Regions from separate parts of the Homo sapiens genome. Here region 1 is linked to region 2. A link is a loop called in an ENCODE intact Hi-C map of the cell type or tissue named here. Cell type or tissue: Caco-2. All regions are shown on one strand.

Region 1 (8,000 bases), 68 kb after region 2:
ATGATTTCAGTTCTTTTGCATTTGCTGAGGAGTGTTTTACTTCCAATTATGTGATCGATTTAAAAGTATGTGCCATGTGGCAATGAAAATAATATATATTCTGTTGTTTCTGGGTGGAGAGTTACATAAATATCTATCAGGTCTATTTGATCCAGTGCTGAGTTCAGTTCCTGAATACCTTTGTTAATTTTCTGTCTTAATGATCTGTCTAATACTGTCAGTGGGGCATTAAAGTCTCTGACAGTTATTGCATGAGAGTCTAAGTCTCTTTGAAGGTCTCTAAAAACTTGCTTTATGAATCTGGGTGCTCCTGTGTTGGGTGTATATGTATTTAAGTTGGCTAGATCTTCTTGTTGAATTGAACTCTTTACCATTTGAACTTTTTAACTTCTTTTTTTTTTTTTTTTTTAATATTTCTTGGTTTAAAGTCTGTTTTGTTAGAAACTAGGACTGCAACCCCTGCTTTTTTTCTGTTTTCCATTTGCTTGGTAGATTTTTCTCCATTTCTTTATTTTGAGCCTATGTGTGTCATTGCATGTGAGATGGATCTCTTGAAGACAGCATACCAATAAATCTTTGTTCTTTACCCAGCTTGCCATTTTGTGTCTTTTAAATGGGGCATTTAGCCCATTTACATTCAAGGTTATTATTGGTATATGGGGATGTAATTCTGTCATCATGATGTTGGCTGGTTATTTCACAGACTTGTTTATATGGTAGCTTTATAGTGTCACTGCTCTGTGTACTTCAGTGTGTTTTTTAGTGGCTGGTAACAGTCTTTCCTTTCCATATTGCTTCCTTCAGGAGCTCTTGTAAGGCAGATCTGGTGGTAAGAAATTCCCTCAGCATTTGCTTGTCTGAAAAGGATCTCATTTCTCCTTTACTTATGAAGCTTAGTTTGGCTAGATATGAAATTCTAGGTTGGAATTTCTTTTCTTTAAGAAATTTTGAATATTGACCCTCAATCTCCTCTGGCTTGTAGGGTTTCAGCTGAGAGGTCTGCTGTTCATCTGATGGGCTTCCCTTTGTATATGACCTGGCCTTTCTCTCTGGCTGCCTTTAACATTTTTTCTGTCATTTTGACCTTGGAGAATCTGATGATCATATGTCTTGGGGATAATCTTTTTGTGAAGTATTTTACTGGGGTTCTCTGCATTTCCCGAATTTGAATGTTGGCCTCTCTAGCTAGGTTGGGGAAGTTCTCATGGCTGATATCCTGAAATACGTTTTCCAAGTGGGTTCCATTCTCCCCATTTCTTTCAGGTACACCAATCAGTTGTAGATTCAGTCTCTTTACATAATCCCACATTTATCAGAGGTTTTGTTCATTCCTTTTTTTTTCTCTCTATTCTTGTCTGCCTGTCTTATTTCAGAAAGCCAGTCTTCAAGCTCTGAGTGTTTCCTCTGCTTGGTCTATTCTGCTATTAATACTTGCATTATGAAATTCTTATAGTGTGTTTTTCAGTTCTATCAGGACAGCTACATTCTTCTGTATACTGGCTATTTTGTGTGTCAGTTCCTGCAATGCTTTATCATAATTTTTAGCTTCCTTGTATTGGGTTACAACATACTCCTGTAGTTCATTGAACTTCATACCTGTCCATATACTAAATTCTACTTCTGTCATTTCAGCCATCTCAGCCTCAGCTGGGTTTCAAACTCTTGCTAGAGAGATGATGCTATCCTTTGGAGGAAAGAAGGCACTCGAGCTTGTTGAGTTTTCAGCATTCCTTGCGCTGATTATTTCTCATCTTTGTGGGCTTATCTACCTTCAATCTTTGAATTTTTTTCCTTTGTCCTATTTGATGATTTTGAGGGTCTGATTGTGATATAAAGCATATTAAGCCAGCTGGCTTCATTTCTGGGAGATTTTAGGGGGCCAACACTCAGCTCCCAACTCCTGGAGTGCATGTTCTAATGTAGGGGACTTGTACTGGGCCTGACTTTGTTCTCTAGCTCCTCAAGGTTTGGAGTCCACTGTGCTGGGGGTGCCAGGGTGTGGCAGCAACAGCATAGTGCTAGAGAATGTGGGGGTACCTGCTTCCCTGGTGGGCGTTCACCACAGCGATAGAGGCAAGGCAGTTGGTGAGGGTGTGGGGGGGCCCTGCTGGAGACTGTGTGTGCTGTTGCACTGGAGGTGGCATTGGCTTGGGGTGGCACAGGTCTGGATGCCTTCTCTGTGCCCCATAAGCAGGAGTGATCACTCAGGGTATAGGAGGATCCCCTGTTTTCAGTACAGGATTTGTGCAAGGGTGGGGCTCTGGCTAGGTGGGGCTTCCTGGCTCTGTGCTGGCCAAAGATTTGTCTGCAACAGCCATCACTGGGGGTTGGGGGGTTGCATACTGCACTGCTACTGGCAGGGCAAATGAAGCAAAACCCACCCCTGCAGACACACATCAATGAAGTGATGTGGGCAGTTGCCGTGGGCTCAGGGGAAGCTGCAGTATAGGGGGGAAACTTGCAGGCTGATGTGTGGCCATAGAGGCCACCTCTCTGGAGCTTTCCACTGGTCAGGCACAGTCCACAGGCACAGAAGCTATGGTGTGGGCCTCCAGAGCCCCCCAAGACTGCCCTGTAAGCAGGCAAGGCCAGGCTGGGGCCATGGGAGAGGCCAGTAGACCAAAGAGTGCTCAGGTTAGACCAGCCCTGTCTGATGTGCAAGACTACCCTGCAGAGATCAGGTCTGACAGTAGGGACTTTTTCATTTATTGTATTGGATACACTATGGACCTTTTCAAACTAGAGAGCAGTGTTCTTAATTTCAGAGATATTGTATTATTATTTCCTTGATAACGGCCTCCCTGCCAATTTCTCTATTCTCTTCTTCCGTAATTCCTGATACTTCAATATCGTATCTCTTGGATTTATCTTCTAAGCTTCTTAATTTTTAAACTTTATACCTCTTTATATTTTTGCTATATTTTCTGCAAAATTATCTTGACATATCTTTTGGCACTTCTATTCATGGTTTTTTTTTAGTCATCAACTTTTTTCATCTTAAAAAGATCCTACTTGTTCTCTGAATGTTCTTTTTCACAGAATTCAGTTGTTTCCTGGATACAACATTTTCCCTGATTTCTATGAATATATTCATTTTATTACTAATACGCATTTTATTTAAAGTTTTATTTTATTCTTGAAATTGTCTCCGTCTCTTCTAGGTTCCTTTTATCTGTGTGACTATTCGGTTTCTCTTTCACACAGGAAATGTTTATCAAATACCTGAAATCCTTAGCCATCTCCTCATACCATTATGATATTCACTTAAAAAGCCACCTGGATGCTCTATGTATATGGATGGGACTGATTAATAGGGCAATCTCACTGTGCAGTGATAAGGTGGCAAACAGGTCTATTCATCAGGACTTACACCCCCAAATAGCAGCATCTGAAGCTTTTTTCTTGGCCTGCTCAATTTCTTATGAAAAAAAAAAAAGGTATCTAACCTCTGAGGAGTGCAGCTCCTAGCCAAAATCCTATGTGTGATCTTTCAGGCCCAATCATAGGTGCCAAGACCACTTTATCTGGGAGACTTGAAGACACATTTCTCCACTGTGACTCAGTATTCACTGCTTTTCCACTCCTAGCCACTCCCAGTGGCTAAAAGAGTAAATAAATAAGTAAGCAAGCTGGGGATAATAATTCTCCCAGGGAAACTTAAAAGAAACAAATCAAACTCTTTCTGAATTCTCACACAAAAGCCAAACCACACAGGTTTTTCATAGGTAATGTCCTACCAATCATAAGATCACAATCTAGAATTACACAAGAAAACCATCTGCCATAAGCAAAAATAGAAGGATTTCATGGAATTAGATCTCCAAGGAATTCATATGAGAGTCATCATGGAAAACTATAAGCATTTAAAATTACAAAATAGAATCAAATATATGTGAAAGAAGAAACTAGAAAAAACATCACACAGGTTGGCAAAAGTATACTTCCAGATATGAAAAATATAGTCATTAAAATAGCAAATAACAGTAATATTATAAAGTCTCATAATCTTAGAAAGTCCCTAATCTTATAAATTCTGTGGATGGGTCAAACAGCACATTAGACAAAGATGAAGACAGAAACAGTGAAACTGAAGATAGACCTGAATAAATTACTCAGAATATAGTGCAAAGAGGATGGAAATATAAAAATAAGGCTAGAGACATGAAGTATATAATGAGAAAGTCTAGAATGAGCCTTTTGTGGGGGGAGTGAAGAATTTGAAAAGATAATTAAGAATTTTCTAGAAGAAATATGTGAATACTTAGATTAAGACTCCCAATGAGTCCCAGGCAGCATAAAGAGAAGTAAATCTACACCTAGGCACAGTACAGAACACCCAAGAGATATAAAATGGTCACATATTTCTTGTATGTGTCAAGTATGTGACACTTGTATGTGTCACAGTTAGGAGGAGTGCTAACTGGCATTTAGTGGGTAGAGACCAGAGATGCTGCTAAACGTGTTACAATGCACAAGACAGCTTCCCACAACAAAGAGTTTTTCAGCCCAAAATGTCAATAGTGCAATGGTTAGGAAACACTGTCTTAGACAAATAATGTGAAAGAAGATTTTTCACAAGGGACTACTTGGCACCTACTTTTGACAGCACAGAGATTTCCCAAAGCAAAATGTCCCACATCAAGTTCATGTTCTTTCCAGCCAAACCCTGGACTTCTTTTATTGTTCTCTGTCTCAGGAAAAAGTACCAGCATTCATTCTAATGTTCTCACTGATACGTTGAGATACTAAGTCTCTTCCAAAGCCCTTCTTACCTCCAAAGCCCTTCTCTCTGATCTTGAGCTACAGTGCACTTCATTTGACAGCTCTCTTGGCCTTCTTGGAGCTTTTCTGATCCATTAGCCCTGAAATAAGTAAGACACTGACTTTCATAGTCCCAAAGATTCCTCCATGAATTTTTAAGTCACTATATTTGAACAGCAGAACAGTCATTCAGAATTCAATGGTTTTTGTAACTTGTAAAATACCTTAAATATACTACAATAACCATAAATATTATATTCTCTCAAGTCAAAAGGTCATTCAAAGATAACCTGAGATTTGTGGTGATTTCAATGCTTGAGAGAAAAACAGGCTAATTATCTCTTCCCCTTTCTTGAGGGTTGATTCTGTACACTGAAATAATGAAAAGCTTTGAATCCACTGAGGGCTTAGAGAGTAACAGCTTTTTGCTGTAAGGGGTAGTGCTTAGAGCAATGGCTTCCAAATTGACTGGATGTCTCAGAATCACCTGGAAGAGCTTTCTAAAAACAGAAACTATCCAGTTTCTACAGTGAAAATTAGGTCTGGGGTGGCGTTCCAAAATCTGCATTGTTTTAAAAAAACTCCCCAAGTATACTGCTAGGTTTCAGAACTACTTTAAAGGATGGACATTCCTACCCAGGTGAATAACTATTTGGCGTCATTGCTGACATGGCCCTAAAATAATGGTTTTCTGTGTCATAAGTTAGAGTTGTCGTTAAAGATGTCAGCATATTCCTAAATAATTCAGGGGTCAAAGAGAGTATCAAATACAGAAGCTTCAAACTGCAAGTATAGAAACAGAATAGAAAGTCCAGAAAAAGACCCACAAAACACACTCAACTGATTTTCAACAAAGTCACCAAAATAATTCCATAAGGAATGGACAGTCTTTTCTACAAATGGTGTTGGAACAACTGGATATCCAAATGGGAGAAAAAATAATGAACCCTGACCTCTCCTTCATACCAATTCATACCACTTCATACCAAATATAAAAATTAATTTGGGATGAATGATGGGATCAAGCACAAAACTATAAAGCTGCAAGAAGAAAACAAATTTACAATATTTAGGTAAGTAAGGATTTCTTAAGTAAAACACAAAAAGCAATAACCATAGAAGAAAAAGTGATAAAAATGAACTGCATTAAAACTAAGATCTTCTATTCTTCAAAAGACACTGTAAAAAAGATAAATCACAGACTAGAAGAAAATATTACAATACGTAAATCTGACAACTTATATCCAGAATATGTGGAGAACACTTACAACTCAAATAACAAAGAAAACAGACAACCCATTTTTTTAATGGGTTGTCTGAACAAAAGGACTGAACTAACCTTTCATCATACAAAAGTATATGAATGGCCAATAAGTACGCAAAAAGATGTTCAATATCATTATCCATCAAGCAAATACAAATTAAAAACACATGATATGCTACTTTGTACCCAATAAAGTTGCTAAAACTTAAAAGACTGACAATATCAATTATTAATACTGATGTGGAATAACTGGAAGTCTCATGCATTTCTGTATGGAATATATATATGGTACAAAGACTAGAAAACAGTTTGTCAGTTTCTGATAAAATTAACCATACCCCTTGGCCCAGAAATTCCACTAAATATGCACCCCCAAAAAATAAAAACATGTCCACAGAAAGATTTTTAAAGGAATTCCTATAGCAACTTTATGCATAATAGCCAAAAAACTGGAAACAACCCAAAAGTTCATCTAGAGACAGGATAACAAATTGTGGTATAGTCATACCATGGAATGCTACTCAGCAATTAAAAAAAAAAAAGAATGAACTGCTGATATAAGCAACACAATGGATTAACCTCAAAATCACTTTGCTGAGGGAAAGAAGCCAGACACAAAAGAGCACATACTGTAAGATTTCATATACACAAAGCCCAACAATCAATGAAATGAATCAGTAGGGACAGAAATCAGCAGCAATTGTCCATGAGGAGTTGGAACTGACTGGAAGGTGACATGAGAGAACATTTGGGGTAGTGAAAGCGTTCTGTGTCTTGGGTGGTGTGTTGGTTACACAGACATACGTATTTGTCAAAACTCACCAAACTGCACAATTAACATATGTGCATTTCACTCTGTATAAATTTTACTTCATTAAAAAATTCATCTAATTGTACCCTTAAGATACGTATTTTCTTGCTTGTAAATTATACTTGTTACAAAAGCTTAAAAATGCAGTTACAGGCTATTAAATCTATAAATGCAGCAAAATCTACAAATCAAAATTGATATGGAGACAAATATTTTCAGAAGAAATTTTATAGCCTTAAATATATTCATTTTTAAAAATAGAAAATGAAAATGAATTTTAAAAATGGCAAAAAACAAGATGAGAAAAACCTAAGAGATCAAGAGAAATTATTAGAAAATAAAAATAGATTTGATAAATACATCCAAGAGCTAATGTCTTTGCAAATATCAATAAAATGGACAAGCCTCTTGCAGATTTAAACAACAGAAAACACATTCAAAACATTAAAAGCAAGAATTAGGCTTTATTCACAGATATAGAAGTATGTTATAATGGTGTAAGAAATTTAAACACAGTAATCTAAGCTAAAAATCCTGAAAATAAGGATGAGACGTGTGATTTTCTAAAAACACATAAACTTAAATGACTTGAGAAAACAGTTCATCTGGATATCAATAACCATGGGAGAAGTTGAAATTTTTGCCTAAGAAATAACTCCAAAAGCTGTATCATATCCAGACAATTTTACAAGTGAGTCCTATTGAAGCTTCAAGGAAAGACAATTAACATGCAATTTAAATTGTTCCAGAGCAGAGAAAAAGATGGCACACTTCCAATTCATTTTCTCAAACCACCAATACTCTAATACCAAAGCCCACACATAAATACAGCACAAAAAAGGAAATCACAAACTAATCTCACTATTAATATAAATAACATGCTAATCCACTAGCATGTTAAAAACACCAGTCAATTAATTAGTCACATCAATACCTCTGAAGATTAAAAATAATTATTTCAATAATTGCAAAGATTAAAAATAATTAAAATGAAAGCAATATTAAAATAAATACAAAAGCTGCCTGAAAATAGAAGAAAACTTCCTTAATCTAATAGAGAATAGTTATTGCATATTGATAGCCAATATTATGGTTAATGATAAAATACAGAGTGCACTCTCATTAAATTCAGGAAGAAGAGCAGTGTGCTCATTACTCTTTTGC
Region 2 (8,000 bases):
AGAGATTCTATATCTTCCTGGTTTAATCTAGGAGGGTTGTATATTTCCAGGAATTTATCCCCTCTAGGTTTTCTAGTTTATGTGCTTAAAGGTGTTCACAGTAGCCTTGAATAATCTTTCATATTTCTGTGGTATCAGTTGTAATATCTCCTGTTTTATTTCTAATTGAGCTTATTTGGATCTTCTCTCTTCTTAGTTAATCTTGCTAATGGTTTATCAATTTTATTTATCTTTTCAAAGAACCAGCTTTTTGTTTCATTTATTTTTGTATTACTTTTGTTTCAGTTTCATTTACTTCTGCTCTGATCTTCATTATTTTTTTTTCTGCCAGGTTTGGGTTTGGATTATTCTTGTTTCTCCAGTTCCATGAGCTATGACATTAGTTTATCTATTTGTGCCCTCTCAGACTTTTATGTAGGCATTTAAGTCTATGAACTTTCCTCTTAACATCACTTTTGCTGTATCCCAGAGGTTTTGATAGCTTGTATCACTATTATGGTTCAGTTCAAAGAATTTTTTAATTTCCATCTTGATTTTATTGTTGACTCAATGATCATTCAAGAGCAGGTTATTTAATTTCCATGTATTTGCATGGTTTTGAGGGTTCCTTTTGGAGCTGATTTCCAATTTTATTCCACTGTGGTCTGAGAGAGTACTTGATATAATTTTGATTTTCTTAAATTTACTGAGACTTGTTTTGTGGCCTATCATATGCTCTATCTTGGAGAATGTTCCATGTGCTGATAAATAGAATGTATATTCTTCACTTTTTGGGTAGAATGTTCTGTAAATATCTGTTAAGTTCATTTGTTTTAGGGTATAGTTTAAGTCCATTATTTCTTTGTTGACTTTCTGTCTTGATGACCAGTCTAGCGCTGTCAGTGGAGTGTTAAAGTTCCCCACTATTGTATTGCCATCTCTCATTTTTTTTGGTCTATTAGTAATGTTTTGTAAATTTGGGAGCTCCAGTGTTAGATGCATATATATTTAGAATTGTGGTATTTTCCTGTTGAATGTTATTTTATCATTATATAATGTCCCTCTTTGTCTTTTTAAACTGCTGTTGCTTTAAAGTTTGTTTTGTCTGATATAAGAATTGCTACTCCTGCTTGCTTTTGGTGCCCATTTGCATGGAATATCTTTTTCCACCCCTTTACCTTAAGTTTATGTGAGTTCTTATGTGTTATTAAATAGGTGACTTTCCTGAAGACAGCAGAAACTTGGCTGGTGAATTCTTACCCATTCTTCCATTCTGTACGTTTTAAGTAGAGCATTCAGGTCATTTACATTCAATATTAGCATTGAGATATAAGATACTATTCTATTCATTGTGCTACTTGTTGCCTAAATACCTTGTTTTTCTTTTCATTGCATTATTTCATGTAGGTCCTTTGAGAATTATGCTTTAAGGAGGTTCTATTTTGGTGTGCTTTGATAACTTGCTTCAAGATTTAGAGCTCCTTTTAGTAGTTATTGTAGTGCTTGCTGGTACTGGCAAATTCTGTCAGCATTTGTCTCGAAAAGACTATCTTTTCTTCATTTACGAAGCTTAGTTTTGCTGGATACAAAATTCTTGACTGATAATTTTTTTGTTTAAGGAGGCTAAAATAGAACCCCAATCCCTTCTAGCTTGTAGGGTTTCTGCTGAGAAATCAGCTGTTAATCTGATAAGTTTTCTTTTATAGGTTACCTGATACCTTTGCCTCACAGCTCTTAAGATTTTTTCCTTCATCTTGACTTTAGATAATCTGATTACTATGTGCCTAGGCAATGATCTTTCTGTGATGAATTTCCCAGGTGTTCTTTGAGCTGCTTGTATTTGGATGTCTAGATCTCTAGCAAGGCCAGGGAAATTTTCTTCGATTAGTCCCTCAAATATGTTTTCCAGACTTTTAAATTTCTCTTCTTCCTTGGGAATACCAATTATTCTTAGGTTGGGGCATTTAGCATACTCCCAAACTTCTTGGTGGCTTTGTTCATTTTTTAAAATCCTTTTTGTCTTTGATGGATTGAGTTAATTCTAAAGCCTTGTCTTCTAGCTCTGAGGTTCTTTTTTCTGCTTGTTCAATTCTATTGCTGAGAATTTCCAGTGCATTTTGCATTTCTCTAAGTGTATCCTTGATTTCCAGAAATTGTGATTGTTTTTTATTTATACTATCTATTTCACTGAAGAATTTTCCTTTCATATTCTGTATCATGTTTTTAATTTAAGTTGGACTTCACCTTTCTCTGGTGCCTCCTTGATTAGCTTAATAATCAACCTTCTAAATTATTTTTCCTGCAATTCAGAGATTTCTTCTTGGTTTAGATCCATTGGTGGTGAACTGGTATGGTCTTTTGCAGGAGTTAAAGAATCTTGTTTTGTCATATTACCAGAATTGGTTTTGGGGTTTCTTCTCATTTTGGTAGACATGTCAGAGGGAAGATCTGGGATTCAAGGGCTGCTATTCAGATTCTTTTGTCCCACAGGGTGCTCCCTTGATGTGGTTTAATCCCCCTTCCCCTAGGAATGGGGCTTCCTGAGTCTCGCAACCCAGTGGAGCTACTGGGCTCTGGGCTGGTACTGGAGAGTGTCTGCAAAGAATCCCATAGGATGTGACCCATCTTCAGGTCTTGCAGCCTTGAATACCAGCACCTGCTCCAGTGGAGTTAGCAGGGGAGTGAAGTGGACTCTGTGAGGGTCTTTGGTTGTGTTTTTGTTTAGTGTGCTGGTTTTGTGTTCGTTGGCCTCCAGCCAGCAGGTGGCACTTTCAAGAGCACATCAGCTGCTGTCCTACAGGCAGGATGGAAACTTGCCCTAGGGACACAGTTTTTCAGCATCTCAGAGAGCCTGCAGTGGTGATCCTGTTCCTTCAAAGGGTCTATGGATTCTTCTGACTTTCCTGGTATGTTCCTGTGGCAGTTCTTGGAGCAGAAGTTCATGATGTGAGTCTCCACAGGCTGCTCTGTTTGTCTGAGTGAGAGCTGCAAGCTAGTCCTGCCTCCTATCCACCATCTTAATCCAAGATGCTACGTAACACTTTTGACTGTTCAAATAATTTTCAAAAACATCCCCTCATCTAAACCTATAATAAATTAGACATGATTAGCTTATTTAATTATACCAATCAAATCTCTTCCATCTTTATATCTACTCAATCTTGGTAACTATATCCTCCTTTTATTTTGGGATTGCCTATTTGTTATCAGCACTGAAGTCAGTGGATCTGCATGAATCTGGAAAATTGCAACACCAGCTTGCTGTGGATTTGGATAGGAACATCAACATCCAGTGGCAAAAATATTGTTATCCCTTGATAGGATCAATGACCTATTCAGTCAAAGAGATGGAGTACCTCACCCGGGCCATTGACAGAACTGGAGGAGAAAAAAATACTGTCATTGTTATTTCCCTGGGCCAGCATTTCAGACCCTTTCCCATTGATGTTTTTATCCGAAGGGCCCTCAATGTCCACAAAGCCATTCAGCATCTTCTTCTGAGAAGCCCAGACACTATGGTTATCATCAAAACAGAAAACATCAGGGAGATGTACAATGATGCAGAAAGATTTAGTGACTTTCATGGTTACATTCAATATCTCATCATAAAGGACATTTTCCAGGATCTCAGTGTGAGTATCATTGATGCCTGGGATATAACAATTGCATATGGCACAAATAATGTACACCCACCTCAACATGTAGTCGGAAATCAGATTAATATATTATTAAACTATATTTGTTAAATAACACAAAAGTCTGAAATTCATTCACTTAAGTAAAAAAATTTATTGACTGTCTACTAGCAGGCCAGATGCTGTGTTTGGCTCTGAATTCCCAACTAGCAAGAGCAGAGAATCTACATTATGGCTGATCCATAAGCCACCAATTCAGCTAAATGAGATGTTTCTAATCTGGGCTTCCACTTAAAAATAAAACTAAAAATACTCATGAAAAGAGCCTACCCTTCTTGATCAGAGCCATACCCCTCTTCACCAATGGGAAGTCAAGACACCTATGGGTAAAAGTTCTCTCTGATGCATGAAAACTCAGAGTGATAAAGTAATTTTAAAATAAAAATTTGGAGAAAGCAGTCCTGTTTGTTTATTTCTATCACTAAAGACAAGCTCTAGATGAATTTCCAAGTCAGAAGAGAAGTCTTGTGAGGCAATTCTCCCATAGTCATAGAGAGAATTCTAAGCAAGGACATGTGGGTCCTGAAAACCTCTAAATTTTCTCTCTCTGTAGGAACTCCTGATACTAGGCTCTAATCTGATTCTATAGTATTTTTCATCCAGGTTTATAGGATAACACAGGTAAAAGCACGGGCCACTAGAATTCAGGAAGTTTGTCTTTAGTCTTGTTGCTGTTGATCATTTTAAGACTTTGGAGGGTTGGGTGCAGTGGCTCACACCTGTAATCCTAGCACTTTGGGTTGCAAGACAGTCAAAGACTGGAGAGACCAAAAAAGTCCAGGAGAGTTTATTAAATTAAGGTGATCACTGGCTCAGCCGTACATAGGTCCAGATAGTCTGAGCCCCAAACAAAGGGCTTTTCCTACTTTTAAACATCTTAAGGCGGGAACCATGTGAGGCAGGAAGCGAGTTACAGAAGCAAGAAACAAATGCAGCATTACAACATTTCTTACATCTTGAGAGAAACAGGTCTTGCAACCTAAACTTATCAGTCTTGTGACCCTGCAGCCATGTAGGAAGGTAAGCAGGCACTCTCTGGGCCTATAATAAACTTTGAGGAATGTAGAGTTGGGGAGTATAGATAAGGTCCACTGTCCACAGAAAGAAGACAGGCTGTTAATACTCCCTTTTAACTTGAGTGTGGGGGTGAGGGGTCACACTTTGCAGCAGCTTTAAGAGGATTTTAAAATATCTATTACTACTACTATTAGCTTATAGTTGATTTCACTAATTCCTTCTTCATTTGGAGGCTGAGGTGGAAGGGTCACTTGAGTCCAGGGGTTTGACGCTGCAGTGGCACACCACTACACTACGGCCAGAGTGACAGCGCAAGACCCAGCCTCAAAAAACAACAACAAAAGACTGGATAAGTATCTTCAGCTCTCTGGGTCTCATGTGGTACTTTGGGCACTACCTTGAGGGGCAGGAGTCAGGAGAGGTGCCCCATGGGGCAGAGTACCAGTTCCAATACCACTGCTTCAGCCAGAATATCAGTCATTCTTACCTATATGTATATGGAATCCTGGGTGAGCTTTTTGTTTGAAAAAATTCCACGGCTTAAAACATCTTTGCGAGCCACTATTGTCTGAAAGCTATTAAGTAGATAATCAATAACAATGGTCCCTATAATCTACACATGTAGGTTAACATTTTAATCACTTTCATTTGCATTTTAATAGGCCTTCCCAAGACTTGATCAAAAAAGAGTGTTGGATATGAGAATTTCAGTTGAATAGAGCAATGTGATTATTGTCAAGCAGTTTGGTACCATATTCTTCCTTAATTTTGTACCCTTCATCATGCCCCAGATACCACCAGGCCCCTGACCCAATAGTAAGAATGGCAATAGTACTTGCATCTGGAAAAAAACAATTACAATAGGGCAACTTAAATATGTTTATCCAGTTTTTTGGGGGCAGCAGGAGATAATACATTTTCTATTTATTTGCCAATAATCACAGTTCATAGTCCAATGCCCCACATACACTCAGATGGTCAACATTTTTTTTTAAATCCCTACCATGTGCCAGGAACTGTTCTAGTCTTTAGGTATATAGTCATCAAAAAGACAAATGATATCTCTGCCATCAAAGATTTTATATTCTAATAAAGGAAAAAGATAATAAACAAAAAAGACATAAAATTATTCCACAGTTCATGATAAAGTCATATGAACAAAGCATATCACATCAGTGATAGGGTAACGGCATGGTGGTGATGGAGGTGACTAGGTATTTAGAAAAGCATCTCAGAAGAGAAGCATTGAAAGTGGGATAGAAAAGATAAAAAGGAGGCAGCCGTGAGACAAAATGGAGGAAGACAGAGGCTTGAGAAGTTAGAGAAACAAGCAGGAGCTAGATCTTATGTGGCCTTATTACCTATGGCAAGGAGTTTAAATTTTATCCTAATTATAATGGGTGGGTAGTTGAGGGAGGAAGGAAGGGAGAGGGAAAATAAGAAAGAGGGAATGAAAGAGAGGAAGAGAGTGAAGAAGAGAGGGGGAAATAAAGGGAGGGGGGAGCAGTACCTTAACTCAAGCATCACCATGGACTACTATAGCTGCTAAGGTAAGAATGAACAAGGGTTGTGAAGCTCCAGGAATGGTAGAACAGCACCTGCTTTCTTCTATTAATAGAGTGACTTTCCACTACCCCTTTCTACTTGAGGTAAGGAAGGATAAAAGGTATTGAAGATCTTGCAAAAGGGGCAGAATATTTAAAAGGAACACAGAGCACTATAATTTTAGCACAGAAACTAAAATTTGAATGTGACCCAGAGATTTTTTTTAAGAAAAGAAAAAGAAGATATATGTTTGTAATATGTGAACTCTAAAAGGGAACGTGAGCTCAGATAGAAAGATACATTCAGAATGATAATTCTCAGAAGTTAGCACTTTCTAGGGGCAATCCATGAAGGCTTAATGGTTCTTCTGAAAACCAAATCAATATACACACTGTGGCAATGTCTGTGTGATGTTTCATATGTTTATTTCTTGTCTGAGATGATTGGCCAGTATATATATATATCGAAAGTACAAGTTGTTCTTCCAACAGAGGGAAAAAGTAAAAATGACTGACATATAGCCCTTGGAGCTGAATGGATTCTTAAATATTTTGGAAAAATACTCCACAAAGAAAAAACATTGTAAAAATGTCCAAGGGAAATTATTAACAAGAGGCAAGCATATTAAAGAATATACTGAAAAGAAACTGACAAGGTGAGGTATTTTTTTCAAGAGAGGGTATTTAAAAAAAATAAAAAGTATATTCTAAGTACCAGTTTGTGCTGAATCCTTACAGTTATAATCTTTCTCATCCTTGTAACTAACAGTCTGGGTCCAATGAGGAGGTAGAAACCACCCAGTGGGCCAAACGGGGAAAGTTTGATATAAAGAATTACTAAACTCTGATAAATGAGTGACTATAAGATAAAAGGAATCTCTATGTGGTATGCCTAAGGCTGAGGGACGGTGTCCAAAAAAAACTTGAAAGAAGGTCCCTCCCCAAGGCTGCCGTTCAGCCTTATTGGGAAATGTATAGTTCATTTCACTGGAAAGCAGAGATCGTTGGTTTTCCCAGGCTAGAGCGGGTCTGCAGTTGCTGGACAAGCAGAAGGGAATCCTCCATAGTCCAGGCAGGGTTCAGGCAATCATGAACCAGGGGTGTGAACAAGTAGGTGAGGGCCTAGGACAAAGATGAGCTGTGCAGGGGGCCTGCATGGGGAATCGAGTGCCCATGCAAGCAGTAGGCCTTCACATACAGGGAGTGCTGGGGTGCTGTAGCCAATGTGGAAGGCTAGGAAAGGTTATTGCCAGGCCAGGATGAGGCTGCAAGGTTGCCAAAAGATTGCTTATTCTGGGAACATGGCTGGGGAAGAGCCCTACTGGATGTCCCCATACCAAAAACACTAGCCTACTGCACGGCCACCAGAAACAGCAGGAGAGTTCCTTCTTTCTGCAATGCCCCTCCCAAGCCCTCTGCTGAGAAAGCTTAGCAAAGTGCTCACTATACAGGATGGTGCTTAAGGCACTTCTGTCCATGATTGCAGAGAATGTATACAAAGGCAAATTTGGAGTCAAGAGGTAATAAATCAATAACTGACACGGTCATCAACCCAATCCTTTCAACTGGGTCATTTGTTTAGGAAACAAATAGACTACTCTCTAATAGTTTGCATCTTAAAAAAGAAAACATAAATTTAAATACATATATGTGGGTATATAGAATGTAAATATTCTCCATATGTGTGCAAATATTCTATATATACAGAGATAGAGAGAGAGAGAGAGAGAAATCCCTTGATATTACATGTGTCTCTTGAGGTATG

What was found. A loop is a pair of places that touch in the nucleus more often than their neighbours do. Peaks named below come from ENCODE experiments on the same cell type or tissue, not always from the same donor. Only the 100,000 strongest peaks of a DNase experiment are listed, where the experiment ranks them.
Region 1: a loop joins it to region 2, with 2.2 times the contacts of the local background. A loop is called at or near these places in 2 of 110 quality-filtered maps.

The regions. Positions count from the first base shown.
Region 1 is chr11:114,498,522-114,506,521 of GRCh38, reverse strand. It overlaps a transcript of NXPE2 not described here. Among named protein-coding and RNA genes, the nearest start is that of NXPE1, 57 kb to the left of the region's middle. In Caco-2, no CTCF peak of the experiment used is centred here; no DNase peak of the experiment used is centred here.
Region 2 is chr11:114,566,663-114,574,662 of GRCh38, reverse strand. NXPE4 (neurexophilin and PC-esterase domain family member 4) reads left to right here. Exons shown (of 6, transcript NM_001077639.2): 6 at 3,190-4,072. The coding sequence ends at 3,725. It also overlaps a transcript of NXPE2 not described here. Among named protein-coding and RNA genes, the nearest start is that of NXPE1, 11 kb to the right of the region's middle. In Caco-2, a CTCF peak has its summit at 2,736 (motif pointing right); a DNase peak (open chromatin) is centred at 4,682; H3K27me3 peaks cover 137 bases.